2 separate regions of the Mus musculus genome follow, and region 2 is linked to region 1. The links are chromatin contacts, found by Hi-C or POLR2A ChIA-PET in ENCODE. All regions are on one chromosome and are shown on one strand. The core of a region is the stretch at or near the end of the contact, and the rest is flanking DNA. Distances in the headings are between cores, read along the strand shown.

Region 1 (4,012 bases), core at 1,395-3,894:
TGACAACTTCTCAGCCTTTGATTAAACCACACCAAGAGGCATGCTACAAAGGTAACCAGCAGCATTATGTCAATTATCCTAAATCCTGCTTTCCCTTAAGCTCACGGTGACCTGTTTTAGTGTCCTGAAACTTATTATCCTTTGAAAGCTTACTCGCAATAACAAGTGGAATGTAAAGACAACCCCCCCCAAATGACTGACTTTTAGAAAACAAGTTTATTTCTTAACTTTTTATTGACATTGGCAAATTAAAATAGAATAAATTAACAAGTATTTTCTCAAAAAAATGTTTTGTACAAAAATACTGTCAAAATTTCCTAAAAAGCTTTCAACACAGTAGTATCTTTTCATGTACTGAATATAACTATTAGCACAGTGTCAAAAATGTTGAAGACAGAAACAAAATAAAAATCTGTGAAATGTTTGCCACTGACGACATTCCACACCCTATTATTGTCTGTACATATGGGGGAGGGGAGACAGCCAACTTGAAAGTGAACGGTATGACTTTTCCTGATCCAGAACGGTTTGGCCCACATGTTTAATCTTCCAGTTTAGCATATTTGAAAACTTAAGTCTGTACTCGAATGCATAGTTAAAAAAAATGAAGCGAGATGGCAGTTTGTGCAGTAATATCTGCCCTTCAAAGATCATGCAGCCAACAAATGCAATGTTTCCTTTCACTCATGAATCTGAACGCAGCGCAGTCATTTGAAACCATCTACAAAATCCACAAGATTAAGCAGTTTGCCAAGCTTAATATCTAACAGTTGAGCACGGGAGAAAGTGAGGAAATAAAGGAGTAAAAACAAACAACAAAAAAGACCAAGTTAGCTAGATATTTCAACTACATAAGGGAGGTGAATGTCAAGGCTACAAAAAACGAAACAAGAATAGGAAAAAGTGGCAGCAATCTTTTTTTTTTTTAAACCAATTTGTACAAGTTTATAGTTTACTTTGTTTCCAGGTTCTCAACCCTTTCAGGATCTGAAAAGCGAGATACTGCGTCTAAGGGAATGTTTGTTTTTTTGTTTTTTTTTTAATTCACACCGAAGAAGTTGGGGGTGGGGGTGGGGTGGGGAGGGTGATTTCTTTCCGCCTGCGAGGTTAACCGAGTCAACAGCTGACTCTGCTGGGCTGCTGCTTGCACACGAAGTCCGTCATAAAATCAAACTCATTTTGGCCCAGCCAGAGTTCGGGCAGCTCCTTGATGCGGTCCAAACCCATTTCTATCACTAAGGACATAAGCACTTCCTCGTCGATGAAATCAGTGTCTATGACATTGGGCGGCAGCATTGCCGCGGGGACGTGAGCCACCGAGGCGGGCATGGTGCTGCCACCGCCGCTGCCGCCCGCGCTGCTGCCACCCGCGCCGCCCGAGGTGCCGCCGGAGCCGCCGGGGGTGCCGCTGCCACCCGCACCGCCAGGGGTGCTGCTGCCTCCGCTGTGCTTGGGGTTGCAATCTCGGAAGTGCTGGTTTGTCCCGTTCATCTGGTGGCCTGCAGTGGGGTGCAAATCCGGCATGTAGTGGTTGTGGGGGTAGGGGTGATGGTTGAAATACTGGTTGTTGAGCTTCTGCAGCTGCATGCTGGCCGGCAGGGAGCCTCCCTGGCTGGCCACCGGGGGACCCATGAACTGGGAGTTGTTAAACCTGGCGGCCGGGGCCAGAGCGCTCGGGGGGTGCCCCCCGTTCACAGTCCCCGGCCCCATGGCGTGCCTGATGCCGCTCGTGGCATTCATGTTGCCCGCGCCGTAGTGTATGTGCTCGCCCATGAGGGCGTTGAAGGCGTGCTGGGGCTGCTGCTGCTGGTGATGATGCGGGCTCGGGAACTGCCCCATGCCCATGCGGTGGGCAGGGTGGTGGTGCAGCCCGTTGGTGCCGTCGGGGAAGCGCCCGTGGTTCATGGCCATCATATGGTCTGCCATTTCCAGTCCTGAAAGCGAAACGAGCAGACGCTGAGACCCGCGCCACACGTGTCGCCCACCAGAGCGCACCCCACTTCTGTAGCCCCCCGTACCCGCGAGCACGTCTCAAGCTGCAGACCACCACCCCCGAGAGAGCCCACCAGCAGCCCGTGCACCCGAGCTCGCTACCTCGGCGGACCTGCTGCCTGCCGGACCCGCACAGCCTGGCGCTGAGCGACCTGCCCCTTCCCCTAGGATCCGGGAAAGTGTGGCGGGGGGAGGGGGACCGGAGCCCACACCCCCCTGGGTTCCCTGAAGTGGCCTAATAAAGGAAGTGCCCCGGAGCCGGGCCGCGAACTTCAGGCATTCAATCAGCCCTCCTCACCCTGTGGTTGCACATCCTGTTGTTATTCCCCAGCTCCGCCTCACGCTTGTCCCCGGAGCCAGCCCTGCCCTCGGAGGACTAGGCTGGCAGCAGCCCTGGCTAGCTTCGCCCGCCGCGCTCACCTTCCGTCTTTGCGATTTCTGCTCGGAACACCGAAGGCGGGCTCGTCGAGTCCAGGACCGGCTCAGCAGCACATAGAGGGACAGCCGATGGGCTGTGAGGCGCTCGCCGGTGCGAGGTTGGCGCCGAGGTCTTGCAGCAGCCGCTGGAGCAAATTCCGAGCCGTTCCCTTTTCTTTTCCTCCGCTGCCCTAGCCGCTCCGCAAGACCGCCAGGCAGCTGCCAACAATGAGCTGTGTTTCTCCGGGCTTTGGCCACTGTTAATATAAGGATCTCAGGAAGGGCGGAGCGACAGCCTCCCCGGCGGCAAGCGCAAACACACGGATCCCGGAACATCAGCACCCTGGATCGGGTCCTCTGCCGCGTCCGCGAGTCCGCGCTGCACGTGCGCAGCGGCTGCGCGCCCCGGCGCCGCCCAGCAGGTCTCCGGACCGAAGTGGCTTTCTGGCTCCCAAAGGCGAGGTTGTGCCTGCCACCTCAGGGACACGGAGCTAGTCCTCCCGGCCACCCAGTGCACGGAAGCATCTACAGGAGAGGAGCAAGGAGCACTCCCCACCTCCTTCTGGCTAGATCTCCCCACCCCCAGCTCGCTCACCCGGCTTACCTAGTGATCTGCCCTGCCCTCTACAGGAAAAAGGGGTTCGCTCAGCCTCCCTGCCCTGCAGAGTTTTCTTAGGTGCCAAACTCTTCCCAACCTACGAAGAATGGCTATGCTTTCCCGAGTTAGATTTTTAAAGCCCTGGGCCGATCGTGTCCTGTCCTCTGAGCGCGCTTTCCTGAGCCGCGCCTTTGTGTTTGTGTTTGTGGTTTTGTTTTTTTTTATATACAGGCAGCACGTACACCTAACTGAGGTATTTTTCTTAGTGTGGATGCACCCTTTAACTCCCCACCCCTCACCCCCGCTCCGCACCTCCACTCTTTTCAAGGACAGGGGTTGGGGGCGGGGAGCGGCAGCGGCTGCAGGTGGACCGAGCGCGCTCACAGGCCGGGGCGGCTCCACTCCCGGGGTTCTGGAATCCGCTCCGCACTTTACGGCCTGCTCCACGCTCCGGGAGTACGTGTGCTTCTGCTAAGTTTGCGTTTGCAGCTCTTGGTAGCTTTGGCATCCGAGCTGAGGCGTCCCTGCTCTGTAAACAAACTCAGCGATCCTCGTCCCCAGATCCACCTTTTTGCACATACACAGTTACTTGCTTCTGCTGTTGCCCTTGATCCAGGAGGTGGGGGTGTGTGCAAACTTGCACAGCCTCCCTCCGGGCTCTTGCCTGACGGTTTGGGGTTGATTTAGAAGCAAACGGGTTTGTAATTAAGAAATTCGAGGGCTGAGTAAGGCTGCTGCTGCTGCAAAAGGAAAACAGATAGATAGCTTGGTAATCGCTTTGTAAATAAAGTCGTTTTGGAAGTGGGCACGTAGCAGCACGTCCTGTATGGCACAGTGCGCGCACACACGGCTACTAGTCTTCCTTTTCAGTGAAATTGTTCAGTGGAGCAATAGGCGGTGATAATAATAACCTTGCTTGCAGAACGAAGCACAACGAGCCCGATCGCCCATTTGGCTCATTGACTTGCAAATAAAACCCCTAACACTGGTCTGGGCCACTATCCA
Region 2 (4,204 bases), core at 792-3,291, 150 kb after region 1:
CAGCTTCACAATGCTTGCTGAGGTGGAGTCTATTCAACAAGTAATCAACACCCAGTTAACTTTCAGTTGAAGATGAAAACAGAAACAGAGTTCAAACCAACCAAGGGTGTGAATCACGGTGGATTTTAATTACAAATGAAAATGTACTTTGAGAGAGACACATGATAGGTACAGAAAGGTTTGTATTCCAGTCAGGAGCCTATAGGTGACCACCTTCATATCTCAACCCCCTCTTCATTATATAATACTTAAATATGTTGATTTCTTTTTCCTTATTCTACCCAATTATCAGTAAAATTGCATAGGCTATCTCTGGGTGTTCTCTCTCTGGTATCTAGCAAGTCTAGTTAAAGTTAGTCTGGGAAGCATTTTTGGTGTTTGTGAGAGAGGAAATGTGGGTGAAAGGAAAACAGGCTTTTCCTGTAGGGGTGAGTCTAGACTCCCCTGGATTATTCATTAGAGAGGAGATCTTTTGTAAATCAGGGCCATTGTACAATTTACAAATGATTAAGCATTATTTGTCTTAAAAAGTTTTCCATTTATTTACAAAATTGGCTTTGAGTTTGGAGAAGATAAAATTGTTAATAGATTCTCAGCAGGGAAGGAAGTTTCCAGAATAGTGGCTAGCTGCTTCTATCAAGAGTGCACTGGCTTAGGGTGGTATGCTGGTGCCTGCAACTTCAGTTCAAAGTCCTTTTTCCTTGCTCAACTTGAACACACAGGCTTGGCTGCTAAGGCTATTTTTCTCTTTGTTTTGTTTTGCTTTTAACCATCTAATTAAGAATTCTGGATATAGATTAACTCTCTCCCACTCTTTCCCTTCCTTTGCTGTTTTAACTGACTGGCGACTAAGCACCATAGTGCTTTGAAGGATTTCCTATTTTGATGGTAAAAATCCTTGTTTATCTTAGCGAAAACCATTTTCTCTGTATCTGTCAAGGCTCTAATCTTGCCCTTCTGACTCCTGAGTCCTGAGTCCTTTTCTTCTACAGTTCAGGAAGGAACAATTAAGCAATCCAGCCCTGTTTCTTCTGAAAGTAGTGGGGGAAAGACTCAAGAGCCCTTGTGCTGAGTCATTATCAACACAGATACTCTGTCTCCACTGTGCAGGAGAGTTAAAGCACAAAGCCTTTGTCTAAGCCCGAGAAGTAAATGTGGGAGTGAAAAGAAGGCTGAAGGGAAGCCTTTTTCTGAGCAGAACTTTATGCCCTTTAAATTATGGTCTTATTGGAATGAATTTAGGATCAGGTTTCAATTTGCTTATAGCAGACCGTGAGATTAAACCCATCCAATAAACCTAAGAGACATGCATGTTGGATTGAACACTTCTGTTCCTTCCATACTCCCTCTCTTATGTCGTTGATTGCTCCTTTTGCAACCCTCTCTCTCCCCACCCCTTTCTTCAAGCTCACAAGCAACCCTAAGGGTTGTACATTTCCCTGTTCTTTGTCCCTAGGTGTCCTGGGATGGGCAGATTGGTGTGTCCAGGGAAAGCTGCGTTCCAGTGAGTGTCAGGTCACGCCCAGACTGCGTCTTCATAGCCCAGTGAAACCACAGGGAGGAAGAGACAGAGACACTGAATCCTAAGAAAAACTTCTGCTTCGCTGCCATCGTTTTCCTTGGGTAGACAATGGAGGATCTTGCCATTCTAACCCCATTCTGACTGGAGATCTGCTCCTCTCTCCTTCACAACTCACACACCAGGGATTCGAGAAGTTTCTTTGCAGCTTTCCATCTAGCTCTGACTTCCTAACTTCCTCCCCAGATGGCTACTTTTTTGTCCTTTTCTCTGTAGCCCCTCATTCTCTCTGGTATCACATCTTCATCTGTACCTCCTCAGAGCCAGACACCAAGAGTCTTGTGGCCCTCCCCAACTTGTTTCCTGCTTAGTGATGAGCAACTGTCCAGAGAACCAGGAAAACCTCTGGTTTCTGACTGCTGTAGATTGCTGTTGCATAGGCCAGGCCCAACACCTCCTAATACAGGAAATGGGGGTGGGTGAGGAAAACGACCGTGGAAGCCTTCTGGTAAACAGAGGTCAGAGAGCCTGTGAAAGACCAGGACATTGAAGACCAGCCTGGAATCTGTTTTGCTGCTCTGTAGAGCACTCTAACCCCCTTATCAGTCAGAAATCCAGTTGTGTCACTTTCTGCATGGTCCTTTTCTCTTCCACTTCCGTGGTCTAGTTGAAGCCATGGAAATGCTAACAGTTCTTTGTTTGTTTGGTTTGGTGGTGGTTGTTTTGTACGGGTTGCTGCGGGGGTGGGGGTGGGGGGATCAAACTACCCCAGCTCTACACATGCTTTGAGAAGTCCTAAGCTTCACACTCTTTGCAGAAAAAGATTATCTATAGCTGCACACAGTATCAACTAATGAAATAAAAGGCCATGAATCTGGAGGAGGAGGAGATGGGAAAGTTCTGAAGAAGGAAAGGGAAAGGAGAAATGTAATTGGATTACAATTTAAAAAATAAGCAGCAAAATCATTTTTATTGGATATTTTATTTGTTTACATTTCAAATGTTATCCCCTTTCTCGGTTTCCCCTCTGCAAATCCCCCATCCCATTGCCCCTTACCCTGCTTCTATGAGGGTGCTCCTTCACCCGTGCACCTACACCCACCTCACTGCCCTAGCATTCCTCCACACCGGGGCATCAAGCCTTCACAGGACCAAGGGCCTCCCCTCCCATTGATGCCAGATAAGGCCCCTTCAGCTCCTTCAGTCGTTCTCCTATCTGCTCCACTGGGGTCCCTGTGCTCAGTCCAATGGTTGACTGAGAGCATCCAAATCTGTATTGTTCAGGATCTGGCAGAGCCTCTCAGGAGACAGCTGTATCAGGCTCCTGTCAGCAAGCTCTTCTTGGAATCAGCAATAACGTCTAGGTTTGCTATCTGCATGTGGGATTGATCCCCAGGTGGGGCAGTCTCTAGATGTCCTTTCCTTCAGTCTCTGTTCCACTCTTTATCCCTGTATTTACACGTGGGTTCTTTTGTGATTGAGTTACCTCACTCAGGATGATATTTTCTAGATCAATCCGTTTGCCTTTGAATTTCTTGAAGGCATTGTTTTTAATAGCTGAGTAGAACTCCATTGTGTAAATGTACCACATTTTCTGTATCCATTCCTCTGTTGAGGGACATCTGGGTTGTTTCTACCTTCTGGCTATAATAAATAAGACTTCTATGAACATAGTAGAGCATGTGTCCTTATTACATGTTAGAGCATCTTCTGGGTATATGCCCAGGAGTGGTATAGTTGGGTTCTCAGGTAGTACTATGTCCAATTTTCTAAAGAACAACCAGACTGATTTCCAGAGTGGTTGTACCAGCTTGCAAGGCCACCAGCAATGGAGGAGTGTTCCTCTTTCTCTATATCTTCACCAGCATCTGCTGTCACCTGAGTTTTTTATCTTAGCCATTCTGACTGGTGTGAGGTGAAATCTTAGGGTTGTTTTGATTTGCATTTCCCTGATGACTAAGGATGTTCAACATTTCTTTAGGTGCTTCTCGGCCATTCAAGTTTCCTCAGTTGAGAATTCTCTGTTTAGCTCTGTTCTTAACTTTTTGATAGGATTATTTGGTTCTCTGCAGTATCCAGTGTTAGTTTATGTCATTTTATTGGGAAATCAAGTCCATTTATGTTCGGAGATATTAAGGAATAGTGATTGTTGCTTTCTGTTATTTTTGTTGTTAGAGGTGGAATTATGTTTGTGTGGCTATCTTCTTTTGGGTTTGTTGAAAGATTTCTTGCTTTTTGTAGGGTATAGTTTCCCTCCTTGTGTTGGAGTTTTCCATCTATTATCCTTTGTAGGGCTGGATTTGTGGATAGATATTGTGTAAATTTGGTTTTGTCATGGAATATCTTGTTTTCTCCGTCTATGGTAATTGAGAGTTTTGCTGGTTATAGTAGCCTGGGCTGGTGTTTGTGTTCTCTCATGGTCTGTATGACAACTGCCCAAGATCTTCTAGCTTTCATAGTCTTTGTTGAGAAGTCTGGTATAATTCTGGTAGGTCTGCCTTCATATGTTACTTGACCTTTTCCCCCTACTGCCTTTAATATTCTTTATTGGTTTAGTGCATTTGGTGTTTTGTTTACTATGTGATGGGAGGAATTTTTTTCCTGGTCCAGTCTGTTTGGAGTTCTGTAGGTTTCTTGTACATTCATGGTCATCTCTTTCTTTAGGCTAGGGAAGTTTTCTTCTAT

Evidence for each region. Hi-C counts contacts between places; a loop is a spot of excess contacts on that map. ChIA-PET counts read pairs that join two places held with the same protein, here RNA polymerase II (POLR2A).
Region 2: a loop to region 1 is called in a map of mouse trophoblast stem cell, with 2.5 times the contacts of the local background. The contact joins the enhancer-like site here to the promoter of Cited2 in region 1. A Hi-C loop is called at or near these places in 13 of 37 maps with a recorded cell type or tissue (heart, left cerebral cortex, mouse embryonic stem cell and 2 more). POLR2A ChIA-PET finds 5 or more read pairs at or near these places in 4 of 5 experiments (Patski and embryonic stem cell).

Annotation. Positions count from the first base shown.
Region 1 is chr10:17,721,860-17,725,871 of GRCm38, reverse strand. Cited2 (Cbp/p300-interacting transactivator, with Glu/Asp-rich carboxy-terminal domain, 2) reads right to left here and starts at 2,644. Exons shown (of 2, transcript NM_010828.3): 1 at 2,413-2,644; 2 at 198-1,934. The coding sequence starts at 1,926. The coding sequence ends at 1,117.
Region 2 is chr10:17,572,893-17,577,096 of GRCm38, reverse strand. The region is part of intron 3 of Gm32543 (a long non-coding RNA gene); the gene reads left to right. Among named protein-coding and RNA genes, the nearest start is that of Gm32656, 85 kb to the left of the region's middle. Within about 2 kb of position 2,041, at least 1 of the 3 ENCODE cell types and tissues checked has a DNase peak (open chromatin) inside an H3K27ac peak, as active enhancers do; it is heart, where a contact is called at or near this core.